Regions from separate parts of the Mus musculus genome. Here all the other regions are linked to region 1. The links are chromatin loops, found by intact Hi-C in ENCODE. Cell type or tissue: left cerebral cortex. All regions are shown on one strand.

Region 1 (5,000 bases):
CACAGTGTTTATAAGGAAGGCTCTGCCTGTTTGTGTTCCTGGTAAACGTTCTCAGGGTCAGATATCATTTACCTCCTCTCGCGTGTGAAGCTTGTGAACCTAATCCACATTGTCTACTGTATTCTGATCATTTATTTTTACTGTAGTATACTTGAGAATTTTTCCCTCTGTATATTAAGTAAAGGGACTGCTGACATTTTTCTCTCTGTCACAGAAAAAAATTTAGTGTTCAAATTGAAATCCTAAAAGTATTATCATTTATGCTTGGAAGTAAACAAAAGTAAGAACAGGCTATGCTGGACTAGAACTCAGCAGTATTGTGAATTTAGAACCACTCCAATGGTGGATGCTACTGTTGATTTTATAAGTTTAAAAGTTTGAAATTGTTTAGCTTTTACAACATAAACATTTGTAATTGCTTGCTTTACATAACCTAATGCATATTTATTTTGTTTAGTGAGAATCGTTTATCCACTGAGTTTTTGAATCTTCACATTCACAGTGAGCCATACATGGTAGAATGAAAAACCCCAGAAGCAAAATTAATTATAAATATTTACATATTCAAGTAAATCTTACATGCACATTTTAAAATTTTATTTTAAAATGATAATAAAAGATAGGGTTGACTAATACACTGTTGTCTGAATGTTATAATTTAAATTATAGATACAAATTATTAATTTAGGTTTTATTCTTTTATTTTAAAAAGAGAAGCAATGTTTTCAAATAGCCCTTCAACTACACAAATGTGAACCTAGGGCAAGAGTAAAGTTTTATATTTCATTGGTAATGAAATTTTTTCTCTCTTCAGATGTCTAGCCTTTCCTTGGTATCCCTATATTTCTCTCCTTTCCACCCCTAATTTGAACCAAAAGAACAGAAACAGTTTACATTCAGCTTGTCATTTAAGTACAGCTCCTTTCCCACAGGAAAGTCTAACTAAGACACAGAAAATGCATGGCAGAGAATAGCTGTTACTGTGGGATGAAGTTGGCAGGGATTGTCTTCTTCTCCTCTCTGGGGCACCCAGGGTGAATGCCGAACCTTTCCTCCTTGCCCTTCCCCACAGCTGAGCATGGAGGCTGATTTCCAGAAAAGCCAGGGCAGCCTTGCTCATACTCTGCTGTAGTCTGGCACTGGTTCTTGTGGGCGAGAGACCTTACTCTCTGTACAGCCTCTTCATTGACTCCAGTATTGTGGTGAACATCTCAGCTATACCTGGCTTTCTCTGGTCCAAAGCTGAAAGGCAGTTGATGTGTTGGTTATCAGCCTAGGCATTGGAGCAGAGAGTGTGTGAGGGTAGCTCTCTCATACTAAGGCAGAGGGCTTCTACCTTTTCTCTTTTTTTAAGTTTCAAAGCTAGCCTCTGCCTCCCAAGATTCTGAATTAATTGGCACGAGGCACAGCTTTTATAACTGGGTTTTTAAAACACGTGGGACAAGTTTGAGAAATACCAGCCTAACGTTTTCATGTTTGCCTTCCTCTTTCTTCGAAAGTGCAGGGTATTCATAACCCAGGACACATTCCTGCTCCTCCAAAGCCATTTTTGCAGGTGCCTTTCCCCTGATGAGTACATTCTCTGCCTGACTCGAAGAACTCACTTGCCTTCTCCCTGGTGGCTTGTGCCTGAGTCTGTCTAGCTAGAAAGAGAAGAGTAGATAGAAGATGGTCAAGAACAATTCTGAGAGCGTCCATGCTTGAGGCAAGAAATCCCAAAGAAAGTCCTGGTTCTTCTTCAGTTGTTGTCTCCTAAATGAGCACTCTGCCTATAGGCTATGCATGCCTCTATGTCTATAAGGGGAGGAAACACCTGCGCATATGGATGGGCTGAATGGACCGACTGACTCATCTACTCTCCCATGCCCAGAAATCCTTAAAGAACCTCCGGACATAGAACTTCGTAGTGCCACGTTCCCAGGACCCTTCCTGCTGTGTAGGCGCTCACCACTCCCTCCTTCCTCAGCTCCCATCTATGAATCCAGAATAGACTTCTTTCTAAAACTCACCCGCAGGAGTCTGTGAGTTTTATAATTTTGGAATTGTGATACAAATACCCAAATGCCATTGGCTCAGGACAGCTTTGGTGGTTGTGAAGGTTTGGGTACCCCACATCCCGAAAAAGAGACCTGATTGTTTTCAAAGACACCACAAGAGTCCTGGACCAGTTGACCTTCCTCCCACTGCCTCAGTTTTTATGATAGGGCCTGCTTATTGTACTGAGCCTTCTACACATTGTGGCATGGGTTACATAAGAGGAGGGCTGGCGAGTTCATATAGTCCTGGCCAAAGAATGAGGGAACATCCGTGATAAAGGCTTCTCTGTGCCAATCAGTGCTCCCTTTCTGGTTGACTCTCTCTAATGTCTCTCTTAACGTCAATACACTTACTTATTAAGTTTTCAGATTTATAAAGTAATGAAAAGGTTGTTATTTTGAGAATGGTTGTTTATAAATTATCACCAAGAATAAAGAAGTTCACAATGTACAAACATTTTCTTTTAGCCAGCAAGTTGAAGATATTATAGGAGTACTATATAATATCTCTGATACTTCCTGAACATATTGTAGAGTCTGGGTTCCTTAGCAGAGTAGAGGCTAATAGTAATACAGAAGAAAAATGGCCTCTAAAGATTAATTCTTTAATCCTTGCAACAAAACTGAGTGTTTATCATAAGCGTATTCTGCCCTTAAAATACAGGTGAATGGGGCACACAGACATTTGACTATAACACGCTTGCATATGAGAAAAGGAGCTAACAGACAATGCACAAAATCCACCGGCAGTAACTGACTGGGAGAAAGAACAGTGGGGGAGTCCTAGTGAGGAGACAGAATTTTAAATTGTGCCTTGAAGCATGGACAGAATATTAGCAGATGCAAAGGCGCATGGACATTCTCGACACAGGATACAGATAGAAGTGCACAGCACCTTGTAAAGGCTGGTTTCCTTCACTGCAGCATTAGCCTCAGTGGTTTGAGAGGCGCATGAGCGCATGCCTTGGTCGCCAATGAGCAACTGGTAGGAAAGATTCTTCAAGAGGTTCACTAGGTGGCGCTCTTTCGTCTTTGGCAGTGACTTTACAAGTCACACCAGAGTATACAGAACTATTGCTGAACTTTTTCGTTTCCCAAAGTATGATGTCATAGTTGTAGTGTGAGAATGCACAGTGTTCCTGCCTGTGTCCGTGCCTGTGGTTCAGGAATGTGCCTTCTCACTTGATGTGAAAACGCTAACAGGATGATGGAGATTCTGGCAGGCATGGTTGTCTGGAATTCTTTTTGCCTTGATAAATTGTTGCCCTAATGAAAAATTCTTCCATTTTATTTATTTTAAAAGTTGTTTTTCCCTGCTTCTTCCCACAACCCCCCTCCCCAGGGCTGGATTTTTTGAGTCCGGGTTTCTCTGTGTATCTCTGGCTGCTCTAGAATTTGCTCTGTAGAACCCTGAACTCACAGAGACTCTGCGCTACTACCACCCATCTGCTCAGGATTTTTCATAACTTGCATTTGATAATCTTTTACTAATTCCTCTAGAATCGAAACGTTTTAACTTTCTATTTTGAAAACATGAATAATAAAGTCCAAATTTTGATAACCCCACAGCTACACAAAAGAAAATACATACGATGGCTGATGATTTTATTAATAAATATCTAGATAAAATTATAATTAATTCAGTCTTTAGGAATAGTTGAGACAAACAACTCAAAAATAAAGTCATAGTACATACTAGATACATGGTGACTTCAGAATATTCTGCTTCTCAAATCAATTCATCTGGAATTATTCTTACCACTGCTTTTTGCCAGCATTGGAGAGAGATTGGCAGGTATTCCAGTAACATGTTCAGTGAACTGACAATTTAAATTCAAAATTCTCTGGAATAATAGTATTTCCAATTACCTTAATAGTGCTTCAGCTCACCGTTTGTTATTGCTGCTTCTGAATGAGACAAGGAGCACTGTCCCGAGGCACAAGGAGCACTGTCCCAATGCACAAGGAGCACTGTCCAGATGCACAAGGAGCACTGTCCCAATGCACAAGGAGCACTGTCCCAATGCACAAGGAGCACTGTCCCGAGGCACAAGGAACACTGTCCCGAGGCACAAGGAGCACTGTCCCGATGCACAAGGAGCACTGTCCCGAGGCACAAGGAACACTGTCCCGAGGCACAAGGAGCACTGTCCCGATGCACAAGGAGCACTGTCCCGAGGCACAAGGAGCACTGTCCCGAGGCACAAGGAGCACTGTCCCGATGCACAAGGAGCACTGTCCCGATGCACAAGGAGCACTGTCCCGATGCACAAGGAGCACTGTCCCGATGCACAAGGAGCACTGTCCCGATGCACAAGGAGCACTGTCCCGAGGCACAAGGAACACTGTCCTGATGCACAAGGAGCACTGTCCCGATGCACAAGGAGCACTGTCCCGAGGCACAAGGAGCACTGTCCCGAGGCACAAGGAGCACTGTCCCGAGGCACAAGGAGCACTGTCCTGATGCATCCTTTTCAAGTGGTTCATTAAAAGAAAAAAAAACTATTTATGAAGCACTTTTAAAAATTAATAGAAATTCATGTTAGCAAGGTGATAGTTTTTATAGACTTCTACTACAAAAATGGTAGCAATGTTTCCTAAGATTTCAAAGTGTTAGCCAATGTCCTCATAAAAGATTAAGAAAAAAAAAACCTAAGGAAGTGACGAATTAAAAGCTGAAATAAGCAGGTGAATAAACTGTACTAGAGTTTGTGGGCAGTGTTTCTATGTATTTCATGTGTGAGTATGGTCTGTTCATTACATGTAGCATAATGTAATAAACAGCCTCAAAGAAAAATAAATGAGCAAATGAATTACTTTAAAAATTAGATCATGTGTTGCTAATCCTACCGGTCGAGAATAAGATCACTACCTCAATTTTAAGCCAAATTTGAAGCACTCTTGATTTAAATACTAGCCAAGAGGATGGACTGTGGCCAGATCCACCTCCGAGATCCCAGAAAA
Region 2 (5,000 bases), 120 kb after region 1:
TTCTATCCTTTCCATAATTCAAAGGGGTGCTGTTGTTGAAAGTTGCAGAGAACACTGAGGAAATATTGTGAGAGGTGTTGCCAACTGTACAAGAAGACTCCATGGTGTTCCCATTATGGTGGTTATGCTGGCTAGGTTTATGTCAACTTGACACAAGCTAGAGTCCTCTGACCAGAGGGAACCCCAACTGAGAAATTACCTCCACAAGATCAGGCGTAGGCAGGCAAGTCTGTAGGGCATTTTCTTACTTACTGATCGATGTGGAAGAACACATACTGTGTATGGTGCCACCTTTGGGTTGGTGGTCCCAGGTGCTATGTTAAAACAGACTGCTCAAACCATGCCTTAGGAGGAGTAAGAGAGCAAATAGCAGTCCTCTGGGGCCTCAGTTTTAGCTCCAATCTTCACAATTTTGCTATGCTTGGGTTCCTGCCCTGACTTCTCTAGTGAGGGACTGTTACCTAGACATATCAGTGAAATGAACCCCCCCACCCAAAGTTGCTTTTGGTTGTGGTGTTTCATCACAGCAATAGAAACCCTAATTAATACAGTGATTATGCAGAGATTTATTCTACAGGATAATTAGGCAAGCGTTTTCTTTTTCAACCAGTTTATACTACTGTCACTGAACATCATAAGCTTTCATTTATAAGGAACGGAAATTTATTTCTAATATCTAGAGGGTAAGGAGTCTGATACTGTGTTAGCAGATGACATGTCTTGCTGCTCATAGACAATCTTCTCTCTCTGCCTCACATGGCAGGAGGAATGTAGGTCATTTTTGTAAAGCACTAAACTGTTGCAGGGGAAGGCTTTATCACACCTCCACCTTTACTTTGGGACCAGATATTACCATGAAGATTTTAAAGAGGAATAAACATTAAGTCTATAGAAATTTAGATACTTACTAGTTAAGCTATAATTCAAACTTTCCATTCTTATAGAATACCCTATAGTTTAGAATATAGGACTCTACTTTATTTGGGCTTATTAGCAACACATATGTACACACACACACACACACACACACACACACACACACACACACATACACAGACATACACGCATAGACATACATGCACACAAATGCACACACATGCACACACACAAACACATACATGCACACACACAAACACACACATATGCACACACACACACACACGCTCACACATACAAGCACACCTGCACACACACACAAGCATATTATTGCTCAGTATCGAAAGCTATGTGTCTTCCAATCATTTGACATTCCAACCTACCTGAAGATAGAAGATTTTCCCACCTCATTATTAGTACATGTGGATGCAGCAAGGTAGAAACAAGATTGGGAAAAGGCACTTGTGAACTTGAAAGCAGTGATGAATGAAGTTAGCCTTTTGTAGAGGGGATTCACCATCAAAGACAGAGGTAGTGACATTTTCCAAGTTTTTTTACTTATTATGCTAGAATGGATTTTCAAGCAGATGGGTTTCTTTTCAGCAGTCCAGTGAAGCTGTTTTCTATAGCTGTACTGGGTTGCGTGAACATCATTAACTTCGTGTTTAGTGGTACTCATAGCAATTAGATTATAGGTAATAATAAGAAAGTCTTAGCGATCTGCTGCCAGGAAGTCAATGACCTGTATGTCTACAAAAATGAAAACCAGAGGATATGTACTTGGGGAGAGTGGGTGGGCGAGGGGCATAAGTAAGTAATTCCTGTTTCATGTCTAGAATGTTCTGATCTCAGAAATCCATTGTTCACCTCGGAGTTAAGTACGGACAGCCACCCTAAGGAAGGCAGGACATTTGCTGAGCACTTTGTGCTGTCTCCTTCCTTTTTGCTCCGATACTCCTTTCTTTAGTGACTCTCCTGTTTGCTTTTGTGTTACTCTCTCTCTCTTTTAAATTGACTATCTTGTTTGTTTACATTTCAAATGTAACTTTTCCAGTTTCCCCTCTGCAAACCCACTACCCAACTCCCCCTTAACCTGCTTCTATGAAGGTGCTCCTCACCCACCCACCCGCCCCCACCTCCCTACACTCACCTTCCCCTATACTGGGGCATCAAGCCTTCACAGGACCGCCAGGAAAAATTCAAATCAAAACGACCCTGTGTTACTCTCAGTAGACCTGCCCAGTAGAGAGGCATGCCCTGTGTATGTCTAAGCAAGCAACTAACTCTCCGAGGAGATGCCTCGTGTGAAATTCTTTAATTTCCGCATAAGCTTATCTTATCTGGATGTGAGTCTCTGGTATTTTTTTCCGCTTGATACACTATATTAAAAAAGAAAAAGAAAAAAGAAAGAAAGAAATCCTAAACCCAAACCAAAGAGGCTCATTGATGCTTTAGAATTCTGTCAGATGTCTCAGCCAGAGCTGACTCCAAAGCAAGTATGTCTGCTCATTCCATTGCACCATCGTCCAACGACATGAGGACCGAGAGGATGAGATCTGGCAACACATGCAAATACTTCCTTCTTAACACTTCTCCTCCACTCTCCTTGCACTTTTTGCTGCCACCATCTCTATGGCTTTTGTGACTTTGGTTCCCATTCAGGAGCATGGTGGATGAGTCATTTTCCTCCCTCACTCCCTAGAGCCACTGGGGATGACATCAGAGATGAGGGGGAGAGAAAGTATGGCATCTCCAGAGACATACTTAGCAGAGAAGGGCATCCTCCACACATAGCCTGGAAGGAAATGAAGGGATGGAAATGAACGTCAGAGTGGTGTGAGGAGGTGTGATGGTGGTTCGTAGGCTGAGCTTGCTCCCCTTGACGGGCTGCCTCTGGCTACATTGGCTTTGATTATGATAAGCATTCTAGAATAACCAAAGATCCTTTGAAGATTCCAAGGTGACAAAACATCTCACAGTCTCATCGACATTTACTCAACTGTGTATAATAAAAATAATTTCTGTCTGTGTTAATTTCCTAATAACAACAAATTCTATGAGAAAGGGGTGGATATGAAACATGCTGCTAACTATACTATACTAACACGTACTAAAAAAAATCTTTAAGGAACATTTTATGTGGTAACTATAGATTTAAACACTCCAAATTATCCATATCCAGTTATCCAAATAATTCACTGATATGATATATATGTATGTATAAATGTGTGTATATAAGTAAATGTGTTTGCATGTATATATATATGACATAAATGAGCCAAAGACTATCTTACAAATACCCCAGTGCCAGGCATGGAAGTTTTTTTATTTGAGCTATTGTTTGGTTGGGTTAAACAGGAACTCATAATTATATAGGTTAATGCCACTGTCTTTGGTTGCCTCCCAGAACTTGAAGGTGTGATCCTATTTCTGAAGAAAGCATACACTGTGACCACATTGAGGAGGATCAAGCTGGAACTGTTTGGAAATTCTACTCAAAGGACTAGCTGAAGACGAGACACAAGCTGCCAGTGGAGAGCACCAATCAATAGTCCAACCCAGCTGTAAAAATCTATGAACCACAGCAATGATCAGCACAGCAAGATATCTCTAAAAGTACAATATTGGTGCTTACTTCTACAGGGTAACTGACAGCCACCTAATTGGACTAAATGACCACCACAATAGGTGGGGATTCGTGCCTATACCCACAGCTGGTGAAATCCTGCAACCTAGAAGAACACCTCTTACTGTTATTTCCCCAAACCACTATAATTTATAACCACAGTCTAAATACTTATCCTTGTTCTTACTTTTACCCCACATCGAAGAAGATTTTTTTAATCATCAGATGGATATATTCTAGAAAGCCAGAGGTGGTCAAAATGCAAAGAACAATTGTGTGCCTAAAGCCCCCAATTACATACACACCGTAACCTCTATGCTTAAGGCTCACTCAACTTTATGAAAGGGGAGGGGGAAATGTGTAAGATCTGAAGGTACAGGACATATGCTACACTATTGTTCCTTCTAGCTATGGCAAGGAAGCTACACCCATGAAATCTCAAACATGGCTGCCTAAAGAAAGACCTGATCATGTCCAATAACAGTTGACATCCCAAGACACATGGAAGAAATTTCACGGGGTCTCTGTTGTAGATGAAGAGCTATAAGCAACTAAGAACTGCCAAGAGAGGGAGATTCAGTCTTCCTCTGAGACAAGACCCCATTGGTTGTCCAATACCGAACACTTAGTACTAAAGTAGGAGTAATGGTAAGTGGGGGGTCAGTAGGCTTTCTCTATTTAAGTGTGTGTGTGTGTGTGTGTGTGTGTGTGTGTAAAATAATTAGATAAAACATCATGAATTTGGAAGTAGGACAGAACAGAAAAATTCAAGAAAGGTAGAAATTATGTAATTACAATATTCATGTATGACCTTCAAAGATAAATTCAGATTTAAAACACAAAGCCAAGCAAATCTGATACCTATCAGTCGACATACTGGTTGAATAGCTTTATGGAAATGTACATTTCTTTAAGGTTAGGTATGTGTCTTTAGGTACAAGAGCTTTCACCTGATTTCAGCTCCAAGCAAGGGTGGTCAGAGTGTTTTTCACCCCAGTAGAGGGAGGATGTGCCAAAGTGAAGTTCTCATCACGTTTTTTCATAAAGTGCCTCATGGCCCTTGTTGCTGAACCTCCATGTTGCATGCCTTGTTCTCTGCCCTTTTGATTGTGAGTCTCTGTAGACAGGAGAGTGAAAGGGTTTGCAACAGCAACCTATGACTGCACACCAATCTGGTGTCGGCGTCACTTTTTGTTTTACTTTTCCTTAATATCTGACAGAACAATGTTCTGATGGTGTTATACACTATAAAGCATCCCAATACCCCCCACCCCCCTATCAAGACTGAGATTTACAGGCCTCACACTGAAAATTAAAATGCTAAGCTACTCTATTAGTGTTTGTTGTCTAAGTTTAGTCTCAGTACATGGACAGGTTTTTAATTAGAAAAGTGTGAAAACAAATGGAAACCTAAACAAATTTCTTATTTTGGGAGAGTCTTGTGACTAGAGCCTGAAAAATTTGCAAGATCTCTCGCCTTACTTTTGCAAAACTTTTT
Region 3 (5,000 bases), 440 kb after region 1:
GAAAGGAAGCCTCATTCCGAACAGGCTTCCTACCCACACTGTATTCTTAACTTACTTGTTCTAAGTACCTGGATATCATTGAGGGGCAGGTATGTGGTATGAGTATTATATATATGTCACGTAAGGTGACATGGTTTCATTGGTTTATTTTATACAGAATACTAATTTTATCCAAGTGTGGCATGTTTCTACTGTGTATTTAAAACATTTCTGAATCGTATTGGTTCAGAATTGTCAAACAAATGTATTTAAAGCTGACATTGATTTAGCAAAGGGAAATATGATAAACATATAATAATGCCACTGCCCAGTTCAAAGCTTTATTAATCTGTCCCCAGATTCGTCCAGTATTATTAATGGTGATCCTGTTGAAAGTAGGCAGCCCGCTCACTGAAGCAGTCAATAAGGTGATCCTTTTGGATAAACTCGTGCTTATAATTCATGTCTTAGCTCTCCTTGACCTTCTAAAGCATGTTTGCTTGCTCCTTGGTCTCCAGCAAGGCTCCTTACACAGTTTCCTGGCTTTGAGTTTGTAGTACGTGGTCTAGATGCCATTCAGTGCAGCTTCCACTCAAGGTTTAATCCGGGGCTACAAGTGTGGATGGTTACCCCTGAGCCTCCCATGGTGCCTCGCAGCTCTGACCTGGTCTTCAAGGCCTGCTCGTCCTGGTTGCTGCCTGATTTTCACTTTCTTTTCTGTTCCATCCCACTGGGGACCACTGTCTAAGGCAAGAGGGCTGCTTGTTAGTGGATAGATGCTGTGTGTGCTTTTGCAGATCGTTATGTTATGATGATTTTCCTTCTCCGTATCCCTGCTGTGCTCATGTGAGAACACCGTCCCCCCTTTTACTTTGATGTGTTTGTCAATTACGTCTTCTCTGAACAGCGAACTTAGTAATGATTCTCCTCTCCTCTGAAATGGTAACTCCAACTTTCAAATACGTATTACTTTGTATTGAAATGGTATGTGAGGACAGATTATGCTGCCTACAGGATATCTGACTCTGGTTTACTTTGAATCCCAAGAATTCTTGGCACAATTCCTTAAACCTGTTATTCAGTAAGTAATTATTCAGTGAATGATAAATTTTTCCTCTTTGTTCCAAAGTGCATGATGTAACTAACATCTCTTGGGGTATACAGATGTTGGTGTTTATAGTTTTTAGTTTTAGTTAAGCACATAATGGATATATTTAAAAATCTAGATCTTGGGAGGCTATATTCAGAACCCTATAATGTTTTGTATCATCTAATATTTGACTCCCCAATTTAATCTTTTTCTCCTTTACAATAACACTGTGTAGCTTTTATCTTGGCTCTTAAGAATTCTTATTGCTTAAAAAGAAATAAAATGAAAAAACAAAAACAAAATGAAAACCACCTCACAATGAACTCTGGGATAAATGGAGTTTATTTTTATCAACATTGGGTACAAGTGTGAAGAACAGTTGATGCTTCCAAGCCATAATGAAGTACTAAATGGGTTAAATATGAGGCTTAGCTGGAAAATTACAGTGCACAGGAGTCTTGATGAATACTACAAGAAAATTTTAGCTTCCCAGTTTCTACCATGGTCACTGCTCACTGACCAAAGTGAAGGTGTACTTATTCTTAGCAATATTACATTTAATGTATGATCTTATGGTAGGTATAGAGCCATGGTAGGACAGTTGCTTAGCATGTGTAATGCTTTGGGTTTCATTCCCAGGACTGTGAAATAAATTGTAAAGTATGGGCTGGTGACTTCTTATATCCACAGGGATATAAGCAGAAGTTAGTGATAGCACTCTTCCTGGCCCTGGCCTCTGGGTCTCAACCTCTTCTTACTCTTCTTATCAAAGTTGTGTCTGGATGCAGCTAAACCAGTGTCAGGAGATACAAGAACATCCCTTTGCTCCTGAATGCTCCTCTCATTTTCCTGCAAATCAGTTTGAGCATTTCAGACACAGTAGCAAACTGCAGAATGAAAAAAAATTGCCAAAGGGGCTTAGCGCATACATTCATCAACTTCAAGTCAAACTATTTTTTTCCTCCTTTAATATTTTAAATGTATTACCAGTAATTCTAGAAGAGACTTGCAACACAATAACATCTTCATTGTCCCCCTGGAGGGAATCTTTAATTGTTTTAAAAGGCAAAAACAATTGCATTCTTATAAATATATTCATTAAAATGTGCATAAATATAGTTATTCAGTGGAGCTATGTCAGCAGAAGCTGATGCTGTTGACTTTGTGCAAGAGCTTCGCTCGGGGTAGGAGCAACAGTCTGATGTTGGTGCTTTAAATCTCCCAAGGCATTACTGCAGCAGAGTGGCTGCTTATAGGGAGTGGTATTTAAAGTTATGCTCTTAAACCTTTTAAAAATACACAAAAAAAAACATTTGTCTCATTTGCTGTTTCCATATCTTAATGATTATTTTATTTAAAGATTAAAACGAGCAGTGAAACAGTCCTGAGACTGCAGCACCAAGGCAAATTGACCTTTTCTGAGTATCAGCGTCTTTGTTTAGTCTAGGTTTTTTTTTCCTTTACCTGTTTACGTGGAACCAATTGCATGGATCCTCAAAGCCTTTACTGTTTTATTTTTTTAATTCACCGTCTTAGCTTTCCTTGATCTATTACCTCATTCTTTCCAAAACCATAAACACCACTTGGCTAGCTGCCAGAAGTATTAAAAATGGTAAACAAGACGGGAGAGATGCCTCAGCAGTCAAGATCACTGGCTGTTCTTCTAGATGACCCAGGAATGAATATAAGAACCCACGTGGCCACTTACAACTCTCCAGTCCCAAGGGATCTGAGGCCCTCTTCTGGCTTCTTTGGGCACCAGTCACATGAGTAATACATAGACATTGATCAGGCAAACACACACATAAAAGAAGAAAATAAAATTTAAAGCACAGAAAACAGCAGGATGCCCGTTATTTCTTTTAAAAGGACCTCAGACTCTGTTGGAAAAATATTTTTTAGTCACATGGGAATCTGAAATGAAAGTTCAGGTACATTCAGGCATGGTGAGTGGTTCTATGTTAGCGTAATTCTAGTACCATGGAAGCAGAAGAATTGCAGAAAGATTGCAGGAGGAGGAGAAGGAGGAGGAGGAGGAGGAGGAGGAGGAGGAGGAGGAGGACATGAGGGAGGAAGGAAGAGGATTAAAGTAATTTAAATACAGTTTGTTTATTAGAAAGGCATAGGAAGTGTGAGAAAGGTAATAAGGATACATATTTTTAAATGGGAAAGGAGCTAACCTTAAAGTATAGCAAAGATTTCCTTCCTTAAAGCAACAGTAAATCATTTCACAGTCCTACAGCTCAGAAGTCAGAGCTGAGGCAGCTGCAGCAGCATGCTCCAGTGAAGACTCTAGGGGGACTGTTCCACCTCAGCTTCCTGGCTTCTGATGGCTGCACCTTTCTCTGGCCTCGGAGATGTAGCTCTCAAACTCTCTACAGTCACCAAACCCTCTTCCTATGCATATTCACACCATCTTCATTCTGTATGTGTCGCCTCTGTGGCTAAATTTATCCCCTGTTTAAAAGTCACGATGGATTAAAATCCACTCTAGCAATCTCAGTTTAACTTGATTATCCTACAAAGAGTGTGCTTTCAAGGAATATTCTATTTGGTACTGTGGGTTAGAATTCCAGCATGTTTCCTTTGAGAGTCCACATACAATGTATAGGAACCATTCAGAAAGGAAGACAAAGCTGAGGTAGTTAATTCCAGTTTAAAAAAAAAAAAAAGAAAAAAACCCACCAGAGCAAGAGTAAAACCTACTGCTCAGTTATCTCAGTAAACCAGAAAGCCTGTAGGAGTATATATTTATAAACTCCCACTTGTAATGGTAGAGGAATACTTCATAACTGTTCTGAACTTCAGGCAAACAGTCTTTGGCAGGTAGAGAAAGCAGTGAGACAAAGACCTGCAAAGTGGTAGGAACTGGAAAGTTTAGGCCACACTGTATTTAAAGGAAGGAATTATGGCAAGAATGAAAGGAGCACCCACCATAGTACCTTCAATAGTCTGTCAACAAGACATCATGTAACACTGTGCTGAAGAAACACAAAGCAAGTTAGAAACCAAGAGCAGGCTTGGGCTGGAGAGATGGCTCAGTAGTCAAGAGCATTTGCTGCTTCTGGAGAAGTGGAGAGTCCTACACTGAGGTCAGGGGTCTCATACTCTGATCATAGCCTCATCACCCATGACTTCAGCTCTCTTCCAGCCTTCATAGGCATGGCACACGTGTACACATGCAGAGACACACAAACACAAAGAGAAATGAAAACCAAGGTCAGGTGTTAACCAGACCTGCCCTGTGGAAGATGTGCAGTAACAGATGACTGTGGTCATCACATAAGCAGAGAGAGGAAGCAGTAAGGACCAGGGTCTGTCTAAGATCAGGTAAACTCTGCATATGGCAACAAGAGAGGAAGCCTTCCAACCTTAGAGTGGCTGCAGGACAAGAGAAGATTCTTTGGTCTGGGAGAAAAATCTATATTTTTAATGTATACTTTTATACATTTTATACTCAGCAGCTGATTGTTTCTCCCATCCCCTCTCTGTATCCATACTTATTGGTCTCATTTCTAAAAACTGAAATCAGGATGAATTTTTCTATAAGCACTATATCAAACACTGAAGAACAATTTTTTTTTCCTCAGAGTTCTGATTACCTATTTAGAAATGATTAAAGACATATTTCCAAAGATGTTGTTTCCCAAACGTGGTCTCATTCTGTGATTGGAACCACAACGTAGGACATCTTAAAAAGGACCTGGGTTAACCCATACCTTCTGGTCATTTTGAATGAATCAACCTCTCAAATGTAAAGTGCATACACACCATTATGAGACCCCCAATTCTTATCCCTTTTCAGTTCCAATATTAAGCGCCAAAGCTCATGAAAATAACATGTAAATCTGTACATGATAGGACTTGAGATTTAATTCTCCTCTTCATTGTTTTGGTTCCCTCTAGAGATACTAGTGCGCCATCTTGAATA
Region 4 (5,000 bases), 260 kb after region 1:
CATTACCAAAATTCAGTCTCCAGGTTTCAAAGGCGATAATATTACGTATTTTGAAAGAATTGTCTATTAATTTTCCCCCCTTTATCACTGAGAGAAGCTCACCCTTTAATGCCTATCATCGTACCAGGCACTGAGCAGACGCTTTTAAATCCAATAGGATATGGGTGGGTGTTTTCCTTATCGTGCTATCGTGGTGTTGTTGGAGAAGTACCCACGGAGGCTGAGAAGTGAGTGCATGATGATAGCGAACATCACTGGAGGAATTAGAGTAGATAATCCATTTCCAAGCACCAGTGAAGTGCAGTTATGCAGTCTGATGGGGCTACCCAGTGCCCCAAATGGCAAATTAAAGAGTTACTGTGTGGTGGGGCATCTTGAGGGGAAAATGAGGATACATAGCAGAACAATTCTAGCGAGAACCCATCAAGAAAAAGATTGCATTGAAGGGTACAATGCTAATTCGGGTTGCTGGATGTGTGTATGTTGTGTGTGTGTGCACCAAAATTATCTAGGAACCCACACACAACTGTGGCTGTGCACACTTGCCGAGTAAAGCAGAAAGACATGGTGGCAGGAAGGGGAAAATAGACCTAGAGGGTGTACCATCCTGCTGTTCTAAACCCTGTGGGTGCTCTAAAAGCATCAATGATGAAGACTGTGGCGAGGATGAAGATGATTAAAGCAACCCATGGGAAAATAGGGCTGGGGAGGATGACATGGACCAGGACCTGGGAGAGGGAGGATGACTCAGGGTGAGGGGTACCTTGGGAGAGATCAGTGGAGTATGCACGTCGGCGAGCGTGGGGCGGGGGGAATGGCCAGGGCACGCGTGGCTCGGACCCGGGGAGTGGGTGGGTGGTGCCCGTGGGCGGAGCGGCTCCGGGACTGAGTGGCTGGCAGCTTATGTCTGCGAGAGCAGCAGCATCACCCGGGAGCGAAGCTCCGAGACTCCGCCTAACTGACACCCAAACTCTCCCTCTCCCTCCCGCAGCCCCAAACTGGAGGCAGCGGAGCCCGCGAGCAAGCAGCGTCGGGCGGCCCCGGCCCGGCCCCGCCCCCGGCCCGCCAGCCCAGCCCGCGCCCGGCCGCCGTGCTCCGGAGCTCAGCGCCAGCCCTCGCCCTCTCGCCGAGCCTCCGCCTGCCCGCCCCCGCCGGCCGAGGCTGGGCTGCGGGAGGCGGCCAGGCGGCCCCGAGCCTCGCCAGGGCGACCCAAACAAAGGCAGCATCCGGGCTCGGCGGGAGGCAGAGCATCATGAGAGACTGGGTCCTCGCTGTCCCCGGCTCCGCTGCTGCTGCCGCTGCCGCCGCCGCTGCCGCCGCCGGGAGGGCTTCGCTGTGAGCGTGGAAAGCAGGGGCGCAGCTGCGGGGCGTGAATCCGAAAGGTGAGAGCCAGAGCCAGCGAGCCGAGGGGGCGGGCAGGCCACGAAAAATGTCCTCGGCCGTGGGGCCCCGAGGTCCTCGCCCACCCACGGTGCCTCCCCCTATGCAAGAACTGCCCGACCTGAGCCACCTGACCGAGGAGGAGAGGAACATTATCATGGCAGTGATGGACCGGCAGAAGGAAGAGGAGGAAAAAGAAGAGGCCATGCTCAAGTAAGCACCCCCCAACCCCCCAGGGCACGCCATCCATCCCTCGGTGGTGCCTCCATCCATCCATTCACTACTCACTCACCAGGTCCTCTGGGTTGAGTGTGGGGGAGGGGCTGACGAGGGAGCAGGGGTGAGGGCAGAGGTGCCCACCTTGGGGCTAGGGGCCCCTCCTCGGGATTGAGCAGGGTAGAAGTCTGGGAGTCCGGAGAAAGGAGAGGACCCCACAAAGCCAAAAACCTAGGACCCCAGGAAGATGGCTTGAGCCAGGAGTGCCCAGGAGGACTGAGTGGACAGGGGGACCACCGTGGGGTGAGATATGCAGCGCCAAGTGAAGCTGATCCCACCCAATGGTAGGAGCTCTGGGCTGAGGGCAGATTAGGGACCAGGGCATGAGTGGAGAAAAGGGTGGAGGTAGAGATGGTGAGGGCAGCTCCTCCTTGGAGTTGTTGAGCACATCTGAGTTACAACAGTGAAGGGTGCTTGCTGGTATTTATATAATAAAAAGGCTTATTTTTAGTGTTTGTTTTGGTGCTCATTCATTTTACAATGCAAAGGTTGGGTCTTTTTTGGGCAGTTGCCATCTTTGGTAACCTGCATTCCCAGCTTCCCTTTAACCTTTGATTCTGAGGCTTCTACACAGAATAACTGTATGAAGACACATTTTCTTATCCGCATGCAAGGCCACTGGCAGTACAAAGTTTTTTTGGTAATGACAGCAGCTGATTGGTAACTCTGGCCTGAAATAAAATAAGGGTTTCTCATTACTGGCTTCTAAGAGACCTCTGGGGCCTTCCCATTTCCCAAAGGAAGCAGTCGGGGATTAAATATCTACACATGCCCTGTTTACAGAACCCATCAGCCCTTTAGGGGACCCGTGCCTGGTGCCCCCATTTTCCTGGGCATGAGGAGGGGATGGGGTTGACTATTGGTAGTGCAGGAGTCTGTGAGACTGTACTACCCTTTGCTTCAGAACTGCTTGCAAGGACTGCCATACATGCTGGCCTTGGCTTCTTAGCCTCTCCGGTGGCGTGAAGTAGAAGGGGATTTCAACTCTGTCTTCCCTTTAGTAAAGTTTTCCTCTCTGGGGTGGTGGAATGTAGACTCCCTGACTGGTACCAATGTCTTGGTATCCTCTGCTTATGCAGAAGGTGGATTTGGGGCAAGCAAATGACATGAAGAGCCAAAGGGAACCTGTTGCATCTAGAGTTAGCTGGTTGCAGGGAAGTCTAGAGAGGGAGCAGGGGGTGATACCAGGGCACAGGGCACACCCATCATGGCCTTTCTCAAACTCCCTAGAATGGCCTCCTGAAGGGAAGGTGCTGGCTGGGAAGGCATCTTCTTTTCTTCAGTGCAGCTGAGCCTAACAGGAGAGGCATAGGGAAAGCTGCAACCACAGACTGTGGGTCCTCTGAGCAAAAGCAACTGCTGTAGAGTAGGGAGGGCTATACTGAGGGAGAGATGTGGCTGTCAGGCCACAGCAAAATAGTAGGGGTTCAGTGATTCCTCCTCTTTCATTATAGACTCTGGGAAAATAAAAGGCTGTTAACTTAGAAGGCCAGAGCTAGCCTGGCTCTATAAGAGCTGCAGGTTTCTGAATTCCCTGCTCCTTCTCATCCAGGGGAAAACCAAAAAAAAAAAAAAAAAAAAAAAACCACAAAAAACCAAATACTTCAAGCCTGCCAGCTTGAGGGAGGCAGAACCCTCATTAATCTGCTTCCTGTCCCTAGTGAAAGAATGACACTGCCCCAACCCCATGCTGCAGGCTTCCCCTCTTCTGAGCCTGGAAGTAATGATGTCTTAATGGTGCTGCTGTCTGTCTGTCTGTCAGGTTGTTGGTCCATCTGTCCTCACTACTGCAGCCCCTGCCACCTGTCCTAGACACTGTATAATTGGCTAGCATTTGCAGATTCGCTGCTGTTCCTGTTGGTGCTTGCTGCAGACAGCAGGTAGATGGAGGCCTCCAGCAGCTAATGATAAATATGGGCTGCTCCTGAGAGTCCAGATAGGAAGGGGGTCACAGTACAAGCAGTGGCATAATGCCTCTTCGTTGGCTGTTGGAAGCATTGTAGAGGGTGAAGGTTTTAAGTTGGAGTGGATGAGTTTAGGGCAGAATCGCAAACCTGCTGACCACCTAGGGTCAATGATAATACTATATGGGTTTACATGGACAAGCACATTAAAAGCTCTGCCCAACTGCTCGTGTCTGGCATATCCCTGTCACTGCTTTCCATGGACTTGTAAATACTATTCCTTTATGGCACGATTTCACAGAATATCTCAGCGTGTACTGCTGTTATACAACAGCTCTCAATAACCCTGGACCTCTGCATCAACTTTATCAATGGCCTCCTCTGCTAAAGTCCTGGCCTCCTGTGCAGTGGTGGGTTGGCAAGTGTTTTGGAACGCTGATGCTCTTCTCTGTAAGCCTGTCATGGTGTCTGCAATTAGTGAGGCACTGCTACACTTATTTTTTTTTTTTCACAGAAGGAATTTTATGTCTTGGAAACTGGGGATCATAGGGGCCATTCAAATGACACATGTGTAAGGGGCCTTTGATGACATCTAGACATGGGTGGCAGCCTTTTCTAAACTTGCCAAGAAAAATGACCAGGAAAAAAAATAATGCTTTTCATAGGCCTTTGCTTAAAAGAAAAGTTTTTGTGGTAATACTTGATCCATCATATCACATATCTGAGAAATTTCTTTTACAAAAGACCCAAACCAAACTGAAGTACTGGGGACAGAGAAATTGGATTTAAAATATGTTTTTGTGATAAATGCAATACCTTTGCCTTGCACTGCCTACTGTGTGTGAATTCTTCTCCACAAGATAGAACAGCAAACATTCATAGAGAGAATGAAAAAGTAGATGGATATTATATGTAGTACCGTCTAACAAATACAAATCAGAATATATTTGTATAGTTAGCCTTGACTTCAAGTTACTGCTGAAATCTAAATTCGATAATGACATTAAATAGGTTTAAATAGGGAAAAATCATTTTACTTCCAGTTCAAGAATTTAAAAATGTTACATGAAGTTGGGAGTATTTTATCCTCATGGTCACATTAGTTTTGTAAAAATCTACTAATTTTAAGTAATATTGTTTATAATTAGAAAAAAATGGCTCTCAAGAATTATATTTTATGATTGACGTAACTGTTTGTAAAATGGGTCTTAATTTTTGGTTGTGTGTGTGTGTGTGTGTGTGTGTGTAGTGTGTCCTGGAACTTTTTTGAAACTCCACTTTTTCAATGAATGTTCCTTCAAGTACCTGTCACCAGGCATCATGGGTCAATATATTACAAAGACAGAAAACTTGTTATCTGAGCCCTAAATCAGGGAAGATCTCATTAGAGGTACAAATCTTATTCTGTTTCTTAAATAAAAGCTTCAAAGAGAAAAGAGT

Evidence for each region. A loop is a pair of places that touch in the nucleus more often than their neighbours do. Peaks named below come from ENCODE experiments on the same cell type or tissue, not always from the same donor. Only the 100,000 strongest peaks of a DNase experiment are listed, where the experiment ranks them.
Region 2: it touches region 1 in a loop (3-fold over the local background); 2 of 42 quality-filtered maps call a loop at or near these places.
Region 3: a loop joins it to region 1, with 2.6 times the contacts of the local background. A loop is called at or near these places in 7 of 42 quality-filtered maps.
Region 4: it touches region 1 in a loop (6-fold over the local background); 6 of 42 quality-filtered maps call a loop at or near these places.

Annotation. Positions count from the first base shown.
Region 1 is chr1:23,060,240-23,065,239 of GRCm38, reverse strand. No RefSeq gene overlaps it. Among named protein-coding and RNA genes, the nearest start is that of Ppp1r14bl, 40 kb to the left of the region's middle. In left cerebral cortex, a CTCF peak has its summit at 3,045 (motif pointing right); DNase peaks (open chromatin) are centred at 1,529, 1,842, 2,183, 3,056 and 1 more place.
Region 2 is chr1:22,937,608-22,942,607 of GRCm38, reverse strand. No RefSeq gene overlaps it. Among named protein-coding and RNA genes, the nearest start is that of Gm7759, 42 kb to the right of the region's middle. In left cerebral cortex, no CTCF peak of the experiment used is centred here; a DNase peak (open chromatin) is centred at 2,579.
Region 3 is chr1:22,624,950-22,629,949 of GRCm38, reverse strand. The region is part of intron 3 of Rims1 (regulating synaptic membrane exocytosis 1); the gene reads left to right. Among named protein-coding and RNA genes, the nearest start is that of Rims1, 180 kb to the left of the region's middle. In left cerebral cortex, CTCF peaks have their summits at 2,820 (motif pointing left) and 3,357; DNase peaks (open chromatin) are centred at 2,815 and 3,473; H3K27ac peaks cover 405 bases.
Region 4 is chr1:22,802,154-22,807,153 of GRCm38, reverse strand. Rims1 (regulating synaptic membrane exocytosis 1) reads left to right here and starts at 996. Exons shown (of 35, transcript NM_183018.4): 1 at 996-1,593. The coding sequence starts at 1,430. In left cerebral cortex, no CTCF peak of the experiment used is centred here; DNase peaks (open chromatin) are centred at 2,786, 3,569, 3,746, 3,942 and 6 more places; H3K4me3 peaks cover 4,457 bases; H3K27ac peaks cover 3,811 bases.